2 separate regions of the Homo sapiens genome follow, and region 1 is linked to region 2. The links are chromatin loops, found by intact Hi-C in ENCODE. Cell type or tissue: heart left ventricle. All regions are shown on one strand. Links, peaks and the distances in the headings refer to the core of each region. The heading gives the core; the rest is flanking DNA. Region 1 overlaps ATG7 (autophagy related 7). Region 2 overlaps ATG7 (autophagy related 7).

The links. Hi-C counts contacts between places; a loop is a spot of excess contacts. Peaks named below come from ENCODE experiments on the same cell type or tissue, not always from the same donor. Only the 100,000 strongest peaks of a DNase experiment are listed, where the experiment ranks them.
Region 1: it touches region 2 in a loop (3-fold over the local background); 15 of 110 quality-filtered maps call a loop at or near these places.

The regions. Positions count from the first base shown.
Region 1 is chr3:11,457,849-11,468,320 of GRCh38, reverse strand. The region is part of intron 20 of ATG7 (autophagy related 7); the gene reads right to left. Among named protein-coding and RNA genes, the nearest start is that of VGLL4, 180 kb to the left of the region's middle. In heart left ventricle, for the core only: no CTCF peak of the experiment used is centred there; no DNase peak of the experiment used is centred there; H3K27ac peaks cover 1,726 bases.
Region 2 is chr3:11,509,750-11,520,221 of GRCh38, reverse strand. All of the region lies in intron 20 of ATG7 (autophagy related 7), which reads right to left. Among named protein-coding and RNA genes, the nearest start is that of VGLL4, 130 kb to the left of the region's middle. In heart left ventricle, for the core only: a CTCF peak has its summit at 5,745; DNase peaks (open chromatin) are centred at 5,645, 6,542 and 8,405; H3K27ac peaks cover 1,529 bases.

The DNA.
Region 1 (10,472 bases), core at 1,532-9,531, 52 kb after region 2:
CCACTAGCTCCACTTACCCCTTCCATTCTCATTCTTCACTTACGCAGAGACTGCAGATTCCTCGGGTGATTGGTACCAAAATCCAAATGGTAAAAATAATTTGCTAAATACCTTCCTAGACAAATTGAAATCCAAGACCTTTCTGAGCTGTGTCCAGCCATACCTCAAAGGGCGAGCAGGGATGAAAGTCACGCTCTTCTATAGCTGAATTTCTGACTCAGACTTCTGCCTGTCAACCTTCTGATGTCACAAGTCAAACTGTGCCATCAAAGGCTGAGTAAGCATCTTTTGGAAATAGAAACTCAACTGTAAGAACACCAGTATTTCCAAACGCAAAACAACTCTGCCCAGTTTCCAAGTCAGCTACTGTATATAAATTTAGCCATGACACTGGGGGAGGAATTCTTTCTAATTCTGTATTATTTTGGCAAAAAAATTCAAAGGTAAAAATATTAAGTAACAATAATGTACCAGTTACTTTGTTAGGCAAGACATATAAAGCAGTAAATAAGACATATAATGTCTTTGCCTTTATGGGGATTATATTTGAGTGGGGCTGGGGTGGTAGACAGAACACAAATAAATAATAATGCCAAACGGTGATAAGTCCCACATAGGAAACAGGACAAAGGAATAAAAAAATAGGGCCAGGCGCATTGGCTCACGCCTGTAATCCCAGCACTCTGGGAGGCCAAGGCAGGTGGATTACCTGAGGTCAGGAGTTCAAGACCAGCCTGGCGAACATGGTGAAACCCCGCCTCTACTAAAAATACAAAAATTAGTCAGGCACGATGGTGGATGCCTATAATCCAGCTACTCGGGAGGCTGAGGCAGAAGAATCGCTTGAAGCTGGGGGGCGGAGGTTGCAGTAAGCCGAGATCGCACCATTGCACTGCAGCCTGGGCGACACAGGGAGACTCCATCTCAAAACAAAACGAAACAAAACAAATTACGGTTGAGGTAATATTTTATGTCCATTTTACGGATTAGGAAAATGAGAACAACAGGTTAGGTGAGTTGTTCAAAGACTTCCCAGCTAATAAGTAGTGAATTTAAACTCAGGTTGGTCTGACTCCAGAGTTGTTACTAACCACTGCCCCATGCTATCTCTTTGGCTTCCTGAGAAACCAAAGAATCTGCAGAAGTGATAGGGTTAAGAAGCCATCAGTTTTTTTTGTTTGTTTTTGTTTTTTTCTGAGATGGGGTTTCACTCTTGTTGCCCAGGCTGAAGTGCAATGGCATGATGTCAGCTCACTGCAACCTCTGCCTCTCGGGTTCAAGTGATTCTCCTGCCTCAGCCTCCAAAGCAGCTGAGATTACAGGCGCCCGCCACCACACCTAATTTTTTGTATTTGTAGAGATGGGGTTTCACCATGTTAGTCAGGCTGATCTCAAACTCCTGACCTCAGGTGATCTGCCCGCCTCGGCCTCCCAAAGTGCTGGGATTACAGGTGTGTGCCACCATGCCCAGCTCCATCATTATTTTTAAAAGTCCCTCCATTTAGGACATAAAAATTTCTGAGATCTGTGAACACAAATGAGTGTACTACAAGCTGTCATTCTGATGCTAATGCATCCAACAGTTGAGTTTCTATAGATGATATTGAACATAAAGGTGCTATAATCCTTCATACAACCCTCTGAGAACTGCTTTTTCCGAAAAGAGCAGTAAGAGCACAAAGGCTTACAGAGTTTAAGAAACCTGTTGTAAATAATGGAACTTATAAGCACCGACGCTGTAGTCTAGGCCTCGTGCCTGTGACTACAGTGCTTTTTCCATTACACCATGCTGCCTTCCAGAAGAGTCCCCAAGGAGTTACATTTTTCTCCCACTGGGAGACAAGGCAGTAACTAACTTGGCAGAACAGAAAGAAATGAGTGACTGTTTTGTGTCTCTGCCAAGCAAGTATTCATGCCCTTTGCAATATGACGTGGACACAAAACCAACTGATCTTTAGCAGCTAAGCATTCTAGAATTTGCTGAAGAATTTTCTCACCTTACCCGTATGGGGTCCAAAATTAAGAGGGGAAAAACATATTTATGTCTCATTCAGAATTCAAAAAGCAATAAATCCTTCAAGCCCCTGGCAAGTTTCTTTAATCCACTGTAATCATGTTTCCTTGTATAACAAGTCTTGTGATGTCTGCAGCAGCTTCTCGCTAGAGGAACAGCAGCCTCAATGCTGGAGTTCTTCTCATGCCTGGGGGATTATTCCATTTTCCACATTAGGAATAAGCCGCAGACTTTAGGTTCTAAAACGGAGCCAGAAAATGCTGACTAGAATCCAGATGCCCTAAATATAATTAGAGCTAAATTTTACTGCCCTCTGTGAAAGACACAAATGAAAAGAATGTACCAACTTTCAGAATATTGATCCAGAGAGCAAAGTTATGAATAGAGCCAGCATGGGTTCTGCTGCACTGAGAGGCCCTTAAAGCTAACCAGGGGCTTTCCAATTCTCTCCCCTTCTTCTTATCCCTGGGTTTTTAATTTTTATAGAAGCCAAATATATTAGGGAAGGAAGAGGGGCTACAGGCTTTTTTATTTTTATTTTTTTGAAGCAGGGTCTCGCTGTCGCCCAGGTTGGTGTGCAGTGGTGCAATCACTGCTCACTGCAGCCACGACCTCCTGGGTTCAAGCAATCCTTCCCCCTCAGTTCTCCAAGTAGCTAGGACTACAGGTGTGTGCCACCACGCCCAGCTAATTTTTATTTTTTATTATTATTTTTTACTAACTTTTTGTAGACATGGGGTTTCACTCACGCCCAGGCTGGTCTCACACTCCTAGCCTCAAGCAATCATCCCACTTCGGCCTCCCAAAGTGTTGAGATTACAGATGTGCACCCAGACTTACAGGCTCATTTTTTTTTTTTTTTGAGACAGAGTCTCTCTCTGTCACCCAGGCTGGAGTGCAGTGGCGTGATCTTGGCTCACTGCAAGCTTTGCCTCCTGGATTCACGCCATTCTCCTGCCTCAGCCTCCCGAGTAGCTGGGACTACAGGTGCCCACCACCATGCACAGCTAATTTTTGAATTTTTAGTAGAGATGGGGTTTCACCGTGTTAGCCAGGATGGTCTCGATCTGGATCCACACGCCTCGGCCTCCCAAAGTGCTGGGATTACAGGTGTGAGCCACTGTGCCCGGCCCAGGCTCATTTTAATAAACCAGGTTTTCACTCAGCTCTAGAACTCTCTGGAGGTGTCCTTACACACACACACACACACACACACACTTTAGGTTTTTAGAGATTGATTTGATAAGAAAAAAAATTTTTCCTTTACAGCCAATGACTTCTCTCTACATCTTTAATAAGGCTGTGATTGTTGATGACGATGATGATAGATGTGGCATCTGTTGAGTGTTTACTATGTGCCCAAGAACTGTGCAAAGTGCTTCAAATACATTATATTACTTAATCCTAACAGTACCCAAACAAGGTTGCTATTTCCATTTTATAGTAAAGGGGCCAAGTCCTAGGATGACTCTGCAACTTGCCCAAGGTGTCACACAGCAAAGAAGCAGTAGAGCTATAATTTGAAAATAGGGGGTCAGACTCCAGAACCTATTCGGCAATAAAAGGTAAAAGCCCTGTCCCCTCTGCAAAAAGCCACTGCTTCTAGCTACTCGCAATGACTTTCACAGAAATAACTTTCTGTATTTGTCTTTCGTTTGGGGGATATTTAATTAAATGGTATAATTAAAACAACAAGTCCATCTGGCATTCCCAGGTTTGGCAAGAAACAAGAATGACTCTTGGAAAGCCCAGGCCTCAGCTGGTGGGAGCAGAAGTGTGCTGGTGTCCTAGGAACCAGGCTGCCAGCTAAGAATGTTCAGCCTCCCCCCGTACTTTACCGAGGGGGTGCGGAGTTAACCAACTGGGACATTCCATTAATGGAAAGTCAATTAGAAAAGATTTACTGAATACATAATTTTTTAATTTTTAATTTTGAGACAGGGTCTTGCTCGTTCACCCAGGCTGGAACGCAGTAGTGCAAGTCATGGCTCACTGCAGTCTCGACCTCTTGGGTTCAAGCAATCCTCCCACCTCAGACTCCCAAGTAGCTGGGACTTCAGGTGCATAACACCATGCCTGGCCAATTTTTGTATTTTTTGTAGAGATGGGGTTTCACCATGTTGCCCAGGCTAGTCTCAAACTCCTGGGCTCAAGTGATCCGCCTGCCTTGGCCTCCCAAAGTGCTGGGATTATAGGCATGAGCCACTATGCCTGGCCAATTTTTTTACAAAAGCATACTACACCTGTTGTTTTTCAACCTGCTCTTGTCACTTAAATGATTTAATCATTCCTCTTCCTGATATGCTCTCAGGTTTGTCACAAACACCTTTGGTTTTGCCACCATCCTGTCTTCCTGGGACCACCACCTTCTTATGGAAACTGCTTTTTCCCCCACACCAACCACGTTCCTTTACAGACTCTGCCTCTCTAGTCTAACTTGACTGGTCCCAAAATGAGCAAGAGAGCCAGCTGGGCCCACATATGAGAGTTTGGGGTGTGAGAAGTCCAGGGCCAGTGCATGCCAGGCAACTGAAGCTATGGATTATGAGGCTCTGGAGCTGCCAGTAGTCACACTTCCTGTCTAGCAGAAGACGCCAGTCTGCAGGGAGAGAACCTGTTCCTATCAGAACTGTAGAAAAAAGCTAACTTTTCTTTCCATTATGTTCAATGCTCCAACACTCTCCACCTATGATAATTCAAGGTGGGTTTATGTCACTTGAAACCAAGAGTCCTGAATCATTTAAAAATGATGCCAGGAGTAAAGAGTTGAAAGTAACCAAGTCTAAATGCGGGAAGGGCTGACATGAATTGGGATGGGAGGCCATAAGAAATATCCCATCCAGGGTGGAGAAATTCCCAAGTTCTGTTACAAAGTACTGAACCAATTGGTTCAACAAGACTGAAGGTTTAGCAGACCATTCTGAGGGAAGTATCTGATTATTGAGGATCACTGTCTACTTTTTGCAACATTCCATACATTTTGAAGGGAGGCCTCTTCTGCTTTTGGTCAGCAACCTGAGTCCTCTCAAGCTTACAAAGGCTGAATTTTCTGCTGCAAGCTGAAGTCAGTAGTAGTTAGGGAAAGAGTGGGAGTATGACAATGGATAGAAATATCTGAGAGGGGCCGGGCATGGTGGCTCACGCCTGTAATCCCAGCACTTTGGGAGGCGGAGGAGGGCAGATCACCTGAGATCAGGAGTTTGAGACCAGCCTGATCAACATGGCAAAACCCCATCTCTACTAAAAATTCAAAATTAGCTGGGCATGATTGCACATGCCTGTCATCCCAGCTCCTTGGGAGGCTGAGGTGGAAGAATCGCTTGAACCCAGGAGGCAGAGGTTGCAGTGAGCAGAGATCGCACCATTACACTCCAGCCTGGGCAACAAGAGCAAAACTCTGTCTCAAAAATAAATAAATAAATAAATAAATAAATAAATAAATAAATAAATAAATAAATAAATAAAAATATCTGAGAGGAGCCAGGGCCCTTGTGTTACATATTTATGTATGTTACGATGTTTGAACATCTTTTAAAAAACCTTTCTAGCTGGGAAGACTGCCCCTGGGGGGGTGGCGAGAGGATAGTTAATTCTTAGAGCCAGCAAAGGGCCCAGCCAGGAGTACACTTCTGACATGCGAACTAACCAATTCAGAGCCACACCTCCTCTATCTGGCCCAACACCCGAAGAGGCAAAATTCCTCTGCTTTCATCATCCCAGGGCCAGGTACAGTCAACTAGGGACCATTCCTATAGCTTAGGGCCCCTGAGATTATTCAAACTAGCCAACCCTAAAGTGTTCACGCTGCCCTGCCTTGACTTTTCCAAGGAAACCCCCATCATGGCTTTACCTTAATGCTTTCCCCTTGCTCCTGTCTTCTGCCTCCTGACTGCCCTGGTGTCTTTCCCCTGTGGACCTGCATGGTGTGCCATGTCTCCTGCCTCTAGGACTTGTGACCACGATAAACTTTGTCTTCCTGAGCCTCTCCTGTGTCTCCTTCTTGTGGCTGCACCTAACAGACTATCTCATAAAAGAACATAAAACAGCCCTTAGCAATGGTGACGAGAGGGCCCTGAACCTTCCAAGGCTCCAGCAGAAGTCCTTAAACTGAGTTCTAGAAGGGTGGCAGACGCTCTTAAACAGCTCTTGAAGGCAATGGCTTCCAGTTAGAAATGGAAACCTTGAGAGCCGAGTAGGTTTTAATGACCAGATATCCTCGAGTTATTTGGAGTTGTCCCTTAGATTCAGAGTCCACATCTTTCTTTCTTTTTTTTTGGAGACAGAGTCTCACTCTGTCACCCAGGCTGGAGTGCAGCGGCATGATCTCGGCTCACTGCAAGCTCTGCCTCCCGGGTTCATAACCATTCTCCTGCCTCAGCCTCCTGAGTAGCTGGGACTACAGGCGCCCGCCACCACGCCCAGCTAATTTTTTTTTTGTATTTTTAGTAAAGATAGGGTTTCACTGTCTTAGCCAGGATGGTCTCAATCTCCTGACCTCGTGATCCGCCCGCTTCGGCCTCCCAAAGTGCTGGGATTACAGGTGTGAGCCACTGCGCCCGGCCCAGAGTCCACATCTTTAAAATGAGAACATTGGATAAGACGATTGCCAAAGTGTCTTGGTTTTGATGTTCTGTTTCTGGGGGTTAATTATAGTACAAACATTACCATTTTCTTAAAACCACTAAGAATTCTCATTCTAAGAACTACATTTAAGAGAGAGAGTGAGAGAGATTAAATGCTTGCTTTTGAGTCTGTTCAATTCACTGTGATCTTAGACCATGAACTCAATTTCCTTAACCTGCAAAACGAGGTTTTGAATGCCTGTCTTCACAGGGCAGAGAGGGGAAAAGTGAAAGCCTTTTGATTTCTCTTAAGGGAAGAAAAGACGCCGTGGAAATTCTAAGCAGGATTAGGACAAAGCTCTCTGAATACAAAGGTTAGCTCCAAAGTGACTTTATCTTTGGTTTCTTAGCCCCAGTGATGCCATTTCTGACCCCAATCACTATTCCCTATAGTTTTCAAATCCCTGTAAAGAACACATTTCCTAAGGGACACAGAATGGCCTTGGGTAAAATGCCAGTGCAGGCTGTCTCTGCATTTCTTATTTTTCCACTTCATTTTAGAAAAGTCTATTCAACCTGCCCAGCACTGACACCCTATATCCATGGCTTCCACAAACCCTGCCCCACCCTTTGCCTTCCCTAAAGGTCTTTGCCACAGCTAAAATTCTAAAATATTGACCCATTGTGGTAGATTGGATTCATCCATTCTCTCATGTGTGTCATTATATCAAGACTCCAAAAAGATGACTTACTACTGGTGGTACTGTATATATTCTGAAAAGGAAGGTTGCAAAGACATATTGAGGATGTTGGTCATACCAGGTGGTTCTCAAAACACACACCCTCTGGGCTCCATACACATGGATGGAATCAGGGTTAGGGTCAACTGGCACCTTCTCCATGCAGCCTGACCTGTCTGCCCTTACCAGGCATAGACAGTGACTCTTTTGTTTGTGTTCCCTCAGTACTTTATAAGAATAATCATTATCTCACTGTATAGATATTATTTGTCAAAATTTATATGTCCTTGACTGGGATGAAATTTGGGAGGGGGCAGGGATTTTGACTTATTAATCTTCCTATTGTGTGTCTTGTACAGGGAGGGAATTCATTTTTATGGAATGAATTCTGTGAATTGCTACATTCTGTTCTCCTCTTGAATGGGAAGTACTCTGAGGGAAAATAACCTCAGAAGCCATGCAGCATAGAGGCAAGCCCTCATCTTGAACTAGGCCATGGCTGGCAAAGGCAACGCTCTGGTGCTACCCTCTCCCTTGCCCACATCAGGCATTGTTGCTCAGTCATGACCCCTTCTCTCACGACATCTGAGCCAGGCCTGAGAGCCCTTCTCAACACAGTCTTCTAGGCAGCCACCCCTGCTGAGTGAGCTGGCACACAAGAGAAGCTGATTTGGCATATTTAGCAGCCCAAAGGTAGATAAGATACCGAAGGACAAGAGGACACATGGCCTATGTATGCTCCTCATGTCACCAATGAAAGATGCAAAAGGAGGTTCAGATAGAGCCTAGATTGTTCCTTTAACATTCAAGAAGCCACCTTAAAACAACGCCAAAAGAACCAGTGGACTCAATAAGTAAACAGCTGATCCATCTGGTTGGTCATGTAGCACTGAGGCTGCCTACATTTAAACTGGTTATTATTGCTTTAAATGAGATGTTCTTTCCTGAGATCACCCAGAGTTGGGATGCTGAGCTGTGTGACTGCAGTAAGATAAATCTCTGTACGATTTGAGACATGTAAGAGGCAGTATGGTGCAGTGGATAAGAGCACAGACCCCAAAGCACTGTTCCTAACACACAGGGCTCTTGTAAGGATTTTTAATATGTTAATACGGTTAGAATAGCATCTGGCACATTAAGCATCATCTACTGTTACTATACGTGGCCTGGCTAAAGTCTACCAAACAACTAGTAAAATCCCCACAAACAAATAAGGCTTGGTCTATGTTGCCACTCTTGTTTGTAATTCAATGGTTTCATTATGAACGAATGGCTATTGCCTCGACAAAAGGCTATCAGAACAGGCCTGAGGTAGAATTGTGCCAGTATATTTCCTTTTCCCCACAAAGCCCATTACTCTGGCTGTTATCAGACAAGAAGAGCTAGGCAGCCCATTACTTCCCTGTTGGCTCTGGCTTCCAGGAACCATGAAGTTACAATTCATGTTGAATTTTGGAAGCTCTCAGAGTTTAAGTTTCCTAACATAATCACTTAAAAAAAAAAAAACACTTGGCTCCTGTTTTTATTCTCATTCTAAAGACGTCCAGAATTAATTATTTCTATGATGTTGAGTATAGCTATCTTAAATCTGTTTTTGAAATCAGGCAGAATGTACATAAATATAAAAACATTTGTCAGATTCTTGGTGCTGAATGTCAGCCAAGACATATGTCTGAGATGATACATTATATTTTTATGTATTACACATACCATAGCCATCTATGAATCAGGGCAAATCTCATGTAGCATTCTGCAGAGATATTAGAAAAGACTTACTGTGTTGACATTTCACCATAATGACTGATGTTTTTGCTGTTTTTTTTTTTTTTTTAAAGTGACTCCCCCTCCTCACTTTAGGATTATTGCTCCTGTGTCAGAAAGTGAAGCTGAAATGAGAGAAGTGATCGCCTAGGCCAGCAGTCCCAAACTTTTCTGACACCAGGGACCAGTCTTGAGGAAGACAATTTTTCCATAGATGGGGGGGTGATGAATGAAACTGTCCTACCTCAGATCATCAGGTGTTAGAATCTCATAAGCTGCGGGCAACCCAGATCCCTCGCATGAACAGTTCACAATTGTGTTCCCGCCCCTATGAGAATCTAATGCTCCGCTGATCTGACAGGAGGCAGAGCACAGGCGTTAATGCTCGCTTGCCCCGCTCACCTACAGCTGCGCGATCGGGTTCCTAACAGGCCTCGGACCAGTACTGGTCCATGGCCTGGGGGTTGGGGACCCCTCAACTAGGCCAAAGACAGAGAATTATCTTGTTGAAACAAGTTCTCTTTTTTTATCCTGTGCGTTTATTTTCATAGAATTACAGAGCTCATTTGCTTCAGTTCTCCAATTTTTTAGAGGGAACTGAGTTCCAGCATGGAGAAGTAACTAGCTATGGTCACACAATGTGTTAATAGCTGAGCTGGCTGTAAGTAAAACCCAAATCTAGGCCAGGCGCAGTGGCTCATGCCTGTAATCCCGGCACTTTGGGATGCCGAGGCGGGCGGATCACGAGGTCAGGAGATTGAGACCATCCTGGCTAACACGGTGAAACCCAGTCTCTACTAAAAATACAAAAAATTAGCCGGGCGTGGTGGTGGGCGCCTGTAGTCCCAGCTACTCAGGAGGCTGAGGCAGGAGAATGGCGTGAACCCAGGAGGCGGAGCTTGCAGTGAGCGGAGATGGTGCCGCTGCACTCCATCCTGGGCAACACAGCAAGACCCCATCAAAACAAAACAAAACAAAAAAACCCAAGTCTGACTTCTAAGCCTGTGTTCCACTTAAAACACCAAGATGCCCCTCTAGACCACTGAGATAGGAAAAAAATGAAGAAATTGGCTTTGAGTAGCCAATTTAAATTTGAAACTCTTGAAATGTTTTGTTGTAGCAAAACAGAGGGCTGTTTTGAAAACAAGACACTAGTTCCATAAAAATCAATGTATTTTAGAAAATATTTCTGCTGCAAAATTTCATTTACTATTAAGGCATCTGAGGTGAGCTCATTCACTTAGAATCATGGGCCAATTCCAAAAACTAGGAAATCAAATCATTCATTCAACCAATATATACTTACCGGTTACTTCCTCCATACCAGGCAATGCACTAGGTCCGGTCCTGAGGGTATATTATCTAAGACACAGTCCTTGCCCTTCAAGGAGCTCA
Region 2 (10,472 bases), core at 1,408-9,407:
TGCCTAAGTGGGTTCGAATCCTGGCTCTGCCATCTTTTAGCTGTGTGACTCTGGGTGGGTTTACTGACATTCTCTGAGCCTCAGTTTCCTTGTCTCACAAGACCTTGGTGAAAATTAAACAAATTCATGTGCAAAAGTCTCAAACACACAGCTGCCATCTGGGGGATGGGACGGGATCTCTCCTTCCCTCACTCCTGCAACATCAGCACAGCCTTGAGCTGTATGAAGGTGGCCCCAAAGCTATTTCCGTGGTAAGATCCCAAAAAATCTGTCATTATCTGCAAGTGGGGAGGGGAAGGAGGAAGTGAAGATGATTTGGTTTGAAACAAAAGATGCTTAAGGTAGTATAAAAACTCCTCTCGGCTGGGCATGGTGGCTCACGCCTGTAATCCCAGCACTTTGGGAGGCCGAGGTGGGCGGATCACAAGGTCAGGAGATCGAGATTATCCTGGATAACACTGTGAAACCCCGTCTCTACTAAAAATGCAAAAAAAATTAGCCGGGCGCGGTGACGGGCGCCTGTGGTCCCAGCTACTCGGGAGGCTGAGGCAGGAGAATGGCGTGAATCTGGGAGGGGGAGCTTGCAGTGAGCCAAGATCGCCCCACTGCACTCCAGCCTGGGCGACAGAGAGAGACTCCGTCTCAAAAAAAAAAAAAAAAAAAAAAAAAAAAAAAAAAAAAACTCCTCTCACTGCCTGCCTTTCATGATGACAGCAAATAATATGATGAAAGCAAGACAGCTTGTTCCCAATTTACCCCTCCGCACTGAGAAAGAAAGAGTCAGCCACTGGTGCTTCTCAAGTCAATCCCAAGAATAGCATCAAAACAAAATCTGAGTAAGATTCACCATCCAGAAATACTGCGTCAAGGAAACACAGTCTGAAATAATTACCTTCGCCTATTTATTTCCTCATCATTAAAATGGGGATTATGATAGTACCCAAGTTCCTTACATGAAACAATATAATGGTTAGTTTTTCTTAGTTTCAGGAAACTCATTGGTATAAACATGGAAATTTATTCCTTTTGCTGGTTAAAAAAAAATTGTTTTTTAAAGATAAAGTCAGCTTTAGAGGCCACAATATTTTCAAATAATAACAGCTCACTGGGCAGGGGATTTGCACTCTGGAAAATTTGGCAAGTTGGTGTTTCAGCATTAAAATTTGGGGAAAAAAATGTTTGAAGATCAATGAAAAATAGCACTGGACTCTATATTTACTTATATAAGATTTTTTTTTTAAATCTTGATGAAAATTTTTATTAGGCTAGAATTGCAGAGCTGCAAGAGAATTCTGAGATCAACAGGTCTTTTTCCTTCATTTACCAGCTGAGAAACTTGGGGTCATAGGAGATTAAGATTGTTTATCTTACCAGTTGAATTCAATACTTTCAGAAATAATTGTTAGAATTCAGTGAAAGTTATTCTCTTAAAAGTACACTGCTTTTCAGCTCCTATCAAGTGTTTCCCTATGCTTCCACAATCCTGATTATCAATTTGGGTATGGGCCACTCTGGGAAAGGCTGTCAAATGTTTATTCTAGAATCCAGCAACTCCCAGATGTCCATCTCCATCTCAGGTTCTGGTCAAAGTCTGATGTAGCAAAGAAACAGAGTAACAAAGAGTGATCTGCACTAAGATTGTTTTGTCTCAGGTTTTTTTTTTCTTTTTTTTTTTTGAGAGGGTGTCTCGCTCTGTTGACAGGCTGGAGTACAGTAGCACGATCTCAGGCCACTGCAACCTCTACCTTCTGGGTTCAAGAGATTCTCCTGCCTCAGCCTCCCAAGTAGCTGGGACTATAGGCGCATGCCACCACGCCCAGCTAATTTTTGTATTTTTAGTAGAGACAGGGTTTCACCATTGTTGGCCAAGCTGGTCTCGATCTCTTTGACCTTGTGATCCACCCACCTTGGCCTCCCAAAGTCCTGGGATTACAGGCGTGAGCCACTGTGCCCAGCCTCGGCTCAGGTTTTTCAATACAGTCTTGACCTTGGCATTCAGTATCCTCACAGCATGGTTCTAATTAACTTTCTAGCTCTATTTCCCTTTTCCTGCTCCCTCTCTCTACAACTAGTCTTTCTCTGATTGCCCCGCCCTCAACCCATCTAAACTAGACCCCAGGGAAGCACCTTGGTCCCCTTCCTCTCTCCCACTCACCATCCAACCAATCACCAGAGCCTGTACATTCTATATTTTCAACATCGATTCAATTGTCTACTTCTTTCTAGCCTGCCCTCTCTGACTGGGACTCCTTGAGCCAGCCTGATCACCCCAATCCATCCCTCACACTGTGCCCATCTTTCTGAAGTAGGAATCTGATCACACCACCCTGCTAAAAACACTCTGGTTCTCCCCACGGCATGTGGTGCCCTTGTATAGCTGGCAAAGCCTTGCATGGCACGGCCCCAGCCTGTGCTTCAACTCAATTGCCCGACTCTCTCCAGCTCTGCTGAGCCACCTAAGTCACAGATGGTTTCTCCTCTCATCTCTGCTCTCTTCCATGTGCCATTTCTGTGGCTTGGAATGTTCTTCCCTCATTCTCTTTCTGGCCCTTTCCCGTCACACCTTAGACGTGCATCTTCCTCTCGAAAACCTCTAGTGAAGCCTCCCAGGGCCAGGCAGTACCCTCCTCTGGCTTCTTCTGGATACAGAGGAAGAATCTGAGCATCGATTCTCCATCTCAGCAGGCCTCTGTGTGCCTGCTGACTCCGACTAGACCAGAGATCCGTAAGGACAGGGATCGAGTTTTTTTTCTTTTAATTCACTGCCTCAAAAATCCTCTGTGCATTACCTATTCATCCTCTTCTCTCCCTTAACCTGAACCAGTGATCTTACTGTCTCCATCATTGTTTTTTTCTTTTCTTTTCTTTTCTTTTTTTTTTTTGAGGTGGAGTCTGGCTCTTCACCCAGGCTGGAGTGCAGTGATGCGATCTCGACTCACTGCAACCTCCATCTCCTGGGTTCAAGCGATTCTCCTGCCTCAGCCTCCCCAGTAGCTGGGATTACAGGCATGCGCTACCATCCCCAACTAATTTTTGCCTCCATAATTTTGCCTTTTCTAGAATGTCATACAGGTGGAATTACTCAGTATGCTGCCTTTTTCAGATTGGCTTCTTTCACTTAGTAATATGTTTGTTTTTTGAGACAGGGTCTTGCTCTGTCGCCCAGGCTAGAGTGTGGTGGTGCGATCTTAGCTCACTGAAACCTCCACCTCCCAGGTTCAAGTGACTCTCCTGCCTCAGCCTCCCGAGTAGCTGGGACTACAGGCACGTGCCACCATACCCGGCTAATTTGTGGATTTTTAGTACAGACGGGGTTTCATCATGTTGGCCAGGGTGTTGTTGAATTCCTGACCTCAAGTGATCCACCTGCCTCAGCCTCCCAAAGTGTTGCGATTACAGGTGTGAGCCACTGCGCCAAGCCTCATTTAGTAATATGCATTTAAACTTTCTCCATGTCTTTAATGGCTTGATAGCTCATTTATTTTTATCATGGAATATTTCATTGTCTGGATGGACCACAGTTTATTTCTCCATTCACCTACTGAAGGACATCTCGGTTGCTTCTAAGTTTTGGCAATTATGAATAAAGCTGCTATAACCATCAAGTGCAGGTTTTTGTGTGGACCTATTATCAACTAATTCGGGTAAATCTCAAGGAGTGCAATTGCTGGATCACACAGTAAGAGTGTGTTTAGTTTTAAGTGGCTGTGCCATTTTGCATTCCCACCAGCAATGAATGAGAGTTTCTGTTGCTCCACATTCTCACTACCATTCGGTGTTGTCAGTGTTTTGCATTTTGGCCATTCTAGTAGGTGTTTACATGGTATCTAGTCATTTGAATGGGCATATGATGTGGAACATCTTTTTTTTTTTAATTTTATTATTATTATACTTTAAGTTTTAGGGTACATGTGCACAACGTGCAGGTTTGTTACATATGTATACATGTGCCATGTTGGTGTGCTGCACCCATTAACTAGTCATTTAGCATTAGGTATATCTCCTAATGCTATTGGAACATCTTTTCATGTGTTTATTTGCCATCTGTATATCTTCCCTGATGAGTTGGGGATGCATTCTTTCCATCTCAGAGTCCCCAGAAACTAACATAGCAGTTGGTACAGAGTTGGTGCTCAACAAACATCAGCTTAGGAACTATGTCCTATGTTTTTTTGTTTTTTTTTTTTTTTAAAAAGGAATGTGAGCTGTTCCCAAAACGTATGTCCTTCCCCCATGCCTCTACCCTGCCCTTCCACAAACTTTCTGATCTTCAGCACACACTACCCAACCATCAAGGCTGAGACTTCCCGTGGCCAGCAGTGTCTCATGCTGGCTTCAAGCCCCACAGCACTGCTTTTTTCAACTTCTCTTGTGGTTTAGACTGTCTTTAGCCCAGCAAGAGAATTCATTGTCTTATCCCCCATTAAACTGTACCTACACTCTTTGAGGAAAAGGGTCCATCTTACTTAAAATATTTTAAAAATTCACATGTGATAAAACTGATGTGTATGTGTATGAGAGAGAGAGAAAGAGAGAACAGTTCTATGAGGCTTAATGTATACATGTGGCCGTGCAGCCCACTGCCCCATGTCACCATTTTCAATTCTGTCATTACCCCTGGGACAATGTCTTGTCAATATACACTTGAGGCTGGGCGGGGTGGTTCCTGCCTGTAATCCCACCTGTAATCAGGAGTTCAAGACCAGCCTGGCCAACACAGCAAAACCCCGTCTCTACTAAAAATACAAAAATTTGCTGGGCGTGGTGGCACGGGCCTGTAATCCCAGCTACTCAGGTGGCTGAGGCAGGACAATCGCTTGAACCGGGGAGGTGGAGGTTGCAGTGAGCCAAGATCGTGCCACTGCACTCCAGCCTAGGCAACAGAGCGAGACTCTGTCTCAAAAATACATACATACACACACACGCGCAAGAGACACAGTGAGTAGAAACACCGACACCACCTCTCAGTTGAGACATGAACACACTGAAAAGTGGCTAAGTGTTATAGTGTCCCTTTTCTTGAATTAAAACTAAAATTCAACTTCTATCAGATCTTCTCAGGAACGAAGCATTTTAAAACCTAGGCCAGGCGCGGTGGCTCATGCCTGTAATCCCAGCACTTTGGTAGGCTGAGGAGGGCAGATCACCAGGTAAGGAGGTCGAGACTAGCCTGACCAACATGGTGAAACCCTGTCTCTACTAAAAACACAAAATTTAGCTGGGTGTGGTGGTGCGCACCTGTAATCCCAGCTACTCAGGAAGCTGAGGCAGGAGAATCACTTGAACCTGGTAGGTGGAGGTTGCAGTGAGCTGAGATCATGCCACTGCACTCCAGCCTGGGTGACAGAGCGAGACTCTCTCTCCAAAAAAAAAAAAAAAAACCTAGACCAGATGCACTTGGCAACTTGGCAGTTTCTCCTGCGTGGAACATACTTCTCTTTCTTTTCTCCTTGTGGTTAGCACTGTGCTGTGCCAGGGGATTGATTAATTTGTACCTGCCAGAGGCTCTGAAAAGTGGAGCTATGTAAGTATGCTATGCATATCAGGCCACTGTCAACAACAGAAACAGAAATGCAGCAAGCACTTTCTGAGCTTTGGTCATCTCAACAGCTAGTGGCTTACCCGGCAGAATCACCATAGAGCTGGCTAGCGCCATGCACTGACTATGACTAACATAGTGCATGGGGTGGCTGAGGGTGGGTAAAAAGACTGGGCGGTATTTCCTGGAACAGGAAGCCACATCTCATGTCTCCCTCTCCCGGTGGGAAAATCACCAGAGTTCCTTCTGCAGAGGGGAATGAGTCCTAAGCACAGGAAACTGCCTGCTGATCTGAAAAGGGAAGGTCAGATGGGCATCCCAAGAAAATGAATTGCAAACGCCCATCTTCAAAGTTAATTATGCTTCTCTTGCAAATCCTGATTATGGGAAGGAAAACAGTTTGCTTAGTAGATGAGAACATGGGTCTAAAAGTCACACTGGCCAGATTCCAATCTTGACTCAACCACTTTCCTTCGTTTGTCATCCTGGGCCACTTACTTCATCTTTTTGAGCCTGACTTTCCTTACCTATAAAAGAGCGGTGTTAATATTTTCAAGGGTATTTATCAGGATTAGATGAGACAGTCATGTGTTAAACTAAACACAGTGGCTGAGACCTTGTCTCTACTAAAAAACCAAAAAAAAATTAGCTTGGCATAGTGGCACATGAGTAGCTGTAGTTCTTCTAGCTACTTGGGAGGCTGAGGTGAGAGGACTGCTTGAGCGTGGGAGATCAAGACTGCATAGTGGTGACACAGCAAGATGCTGCCTCAAAAAAAGAAACCCAGTGCCTGGTACACAGTAGATGTTCATAAGACAGCAGCTACGATATTCTTGCTGTTGTTATGCTCTCTACGTTTCATAAAGCACTCCAAGTGAGAGGTGACAGCATGCTGGCAGCCCTCGCAGCCCTCGCTCACTCTCAGCGCCTCCTCTGCCTGGGCTCCCACTTTGGCGGCACTTGAGGGGCCCTTCAGCCCACTGCTGCACTGTGGGAGCCCCTTTCTGGGCTGGCCAAGGTTGGAGCTGGCTCCCTCAGCTTGCAGGGAGGTGTGGAGGGAGAGGCGGGAGCAGGAACTGGGGCTGCACGCCACACTTGTGGGCCAGCTGGAGTTCCGGGTGGGCGTGGGCTTGGCAGGCCCCGCACTGGGAGCGGCCGGCTGGCCCTGCCAGCCCCAGGCAATGAGGGGCTTAGCACCCAGGCCAGCGGCTGCAGAGGGTGCGCTGGGTCCCCCAGCAGTGCTGGCCCACTGGTGCTGCGCTCAATTTCTCCCTGGGCCTTAGCTGCCTCCCCGCGGGGCAGGGCTCAGGACCTGCAGCCCACCATGCCTGAGCCTCTGCCTCCCGTGGGCTCCTGTGCAGCCCGAGCCTCCCCAACGAGCACCGCCCCCTGCTCCACGGCGCCCAGTCTCATCCACCACCCAAGGGCTGAGGAGTGCAGACGCACGGCGCAGGACTGGCAGGCAGCTCCACCTGCAGCCCCGGTGCGGGATCCACTGGGTGAAGCCAGCTGGGCTCCTGAGTCTGGTGGGGACTTGGAGAACCTTTATGTCTAGCTAGGGGATTGTAAATACACCAATCGGCACTCTGTATCTAGCTCAAGGTTTGTAAACACACCAATCAGCACCCTGTGTCTAGCTCAGGATTTGGGAATGCACCAATTGACACTCTGTATCTAGCTACTCTGGTGGGGACTTGGAGAACCTTTGTGTCCACACTCTGTATCTAGCTAATCTAGTGGGGACTTGGAGAACTTTTGTGTCTAGCTCAGGGATTGTAAACGCACCAATCAGCTCTCTGTAAAATGGACCAATCAGCTCTCTGTAAAATGGACCAATCAGCAGGATGTGGGTGGGGCCAGGTAAGAGAATAAAAGCAGGCTGCCCGAGCCAGCAATGGCAACCCGCTCAGGTCCCCTTCCACACTATGGAAGCTTTGTTCTTTAGCTCTTTGCAATAAATCTTGCTACTGCTCACTCTTTGGGTCCACACTGCTTTTATGAGCTGTAACACTCACCGTGAAGGTCTGCAGCTTCACTCCTGAAGCCAGCGAGACCACGAACCCACCAGGAGGAACAAATAACTCCAGACGTGCCGCTTTAAGAACTGTTAACACTCACTGCGACGGTCCATGGCTTCATTCTTGAAGTCAGTGAGACCAAGAACCCACCAATTCTGTACACACAAGTACTAATACATTACCTCATTTGATTTCAGAGTTAATCTGAGATGGAACATTAATCCTGTGCAATGACAGAACCAAAGCTCAGAGAGTGGATGTACTGCTGACCTGGTTTTTGGGTTCCCTTGGCCAAGCTGCAGCACCAGGCTCTGGAGCCCTTGACCCAGAGGTGGAACTCGGAGCCTGACAACAGTTTCTTCTACTTCCAGTACTTGGTTCAGGAAGTGAGAAAGGGCCTGGCCCTCAGGGCTGGCCGAAGGAGGGGAGAGGGGTGTGGGGGACCTCTGGGAGGTAGGCTAGTTGGAAAGTTAAGGAGACTCAAGGTCACTGGGTGGGTGAAGCTGAGAGGTGACAGCATGCTGGCAGTCCTCAGAGCCCTCGCTTGCTCTTGGCACCTCCCCTGCCTGGGCTCCCACTTTGGTGGCATTTGAGGAGCCCTTCAGCCCCCCACTGCACTGTGGGAGCCCCTTTCTGGGCTGGCCAAGGCTGGAGCCCACTCCCTCAGCTTGCAGGGAGGTGTGGAGGGAGAGGCACGAGCGGGAACCAGGGCTGCATGCGGCGCTTGCAGGCCAGCTGGAGTTCTGGGTGGGTGTGGGCTTGGTGGGCCCCGCATTCGGAGCAGCCAGCCAGCCCTGCTGGCCCCAGGCAGTGGGGGACTTAGCACCTGGGCCAGTGGCTGCGGAGGGTGTACTGAGTACCCCAGCAGTACCAGCCCACCGGTGCTGTGCTCGATTTCTCGCTGGGCCTTAGCTGCCTTCCCTCGGGGCAGGGCTCAGGACCTGCAGCCCACCATGCCTGAGCCTCCCACCCCCGCCATGGGCTCCTGTGCGGCCGGAGCCTCCCCGACGAGCACCACCCCCTGCTCACGGCGCCCAGTCCCATCGACCGCCCAAGGGCTGAGGAGTGTGAGCGCACAGTACGGGACTGGCAGGCAGCTCCACCTGCAGCCCCAGTGCAGGATCCACTAGGTGAAGCCAGCTGGGCTCCTGAGTCTGGTGGGGACATGGAGAGTCTTTATATCTAGCTCAGGGATTACAAATACACCAATCAGCACCCTGTGTTTAGCTCAAGGTTTGTGAATGCACCAGTCGACACTCTGTATCTAGCTGCTCTGGTGGGGCCTTGGAGAACCTGTGTGTCGAAACTCTGTATCTAACTAATATGATGGGAACATGGAGAACCTTTGTATCTAGCTCAGGGATTGTAAACGCACCAATCAGCGCCCTGACAAAACAGGCCACTCGGCTCTACCAATCAGCAGGATGTGGGTGGGGCCAGATAAGAGAATAAAAGCAGGCTGCCTGAGCCAGCATTGGCAACCCGCTCAGGTCCCCTTCCACGCTGTGGAAGCTTTGTTCTTTTGCTCTTTGCAATAAATCTTGCTACTGCTCACTCTTTGGGTCCACGCTGCTTTTATGAGCTGTAACACTCACCGCGAAGGTCTGCAGCTTCACTCCCGAGCCAGCGAGACCACGAACCCACCAGAAGGAAGAAACTCCGAACACATCTGAACATCAGAAGGGACAGACTCCAGACGCGCCACCTTAAGAGCTGTAACACTCACCGCGAGGGTCCGCGGCTTCATTCTTGAAGTCAGTGAGACCAAGAACCCACCAATTCCGGACACAAAGCCACAGACTCTGGCAAATTATCCAGGGGCACCAAGGCTCCAAATGGCACATTGCTGACCAGTGTAAACATTTATCTTTTAAGCTATCGATTCTACCCCAAGCCTGGAAGTCTGACTGCCAAGAACAGTATGGCCAAAAACACTAGGTGAAAAAGAAAACAGAATCCATTTTTGTTTCATGTTGAGAATGTGCTGTTTTGCAGCATGAAGCCCTGGGAAGAGGATGTAAAGAAAGGACAGTCCTCCAAGGCGAGCCTCTCCCAGCTGACAGCCTGCTTTTACTGTGCTGGATGTGGGCGGCGAGTTGCACAAAGAGCGAGGGGACAGCTTTGGAGATGGGGGGTTGAGGGGGTCAGGACATCCTCCCTGAAGGCCTGACCAGACAAGGCAGCATCTGTATCACTGGGATGGGGGAGGGGGTGGGGAGAAAGAAGACCTCGAATGAGGCCCTTTGGTTCAGTAGCAGTAACTCAGATTTTTTTTTTTTTTTAAACTGGGGCAGGGACAAACTTACAAAGACAAATAAGAGGTAATAACACAAATTATACATTCAAGTATGAATGCAAGGAATTGTTCTGCTTGAGAGCTGGTAGAGATCTATTTCAGGACAGGCAGCCGACTCCTGAGTGCAGGTGGCCTGATGGGCGGGGAAGGTGCCATTCTTGGGCCGGATGAAAGAAAGATGATCCTGAAAGGGGGTAAAGATATATGATTTCAGGCAACTCTGTGTCAGGCACGTACCTTCCTTCTAATTTCTGCAGACACCAGCTGGCTGGGGGAGGGGCAGAAGATGGGCGGGCAGAATAAAGAAAGGATCTCCCTAGTCTTGGAGGAAAACAGGGGAAGCCAGAGGGAGGAAGTTGTTCTGGGTTCAAAGAAATCAACTTAGAAAGCTTCCCTGATAAAAATAGCCATTGGCAAATCCTAGTCTATTTATATCACCCATCCAAGATCACTATCAGGATCCTGGGCTGAATCACAAGACCCAGTAAATAAGTATGGAGCGCTGGCTGCCTGATTTATGGGAAGATATTTAAACACCACTGGAGCAACTGAGTCAGGGAAAATTTGAGTGCTGGCACCAAACGGTACATTTACAAGTGGCTCTCACTTTACAGAAATA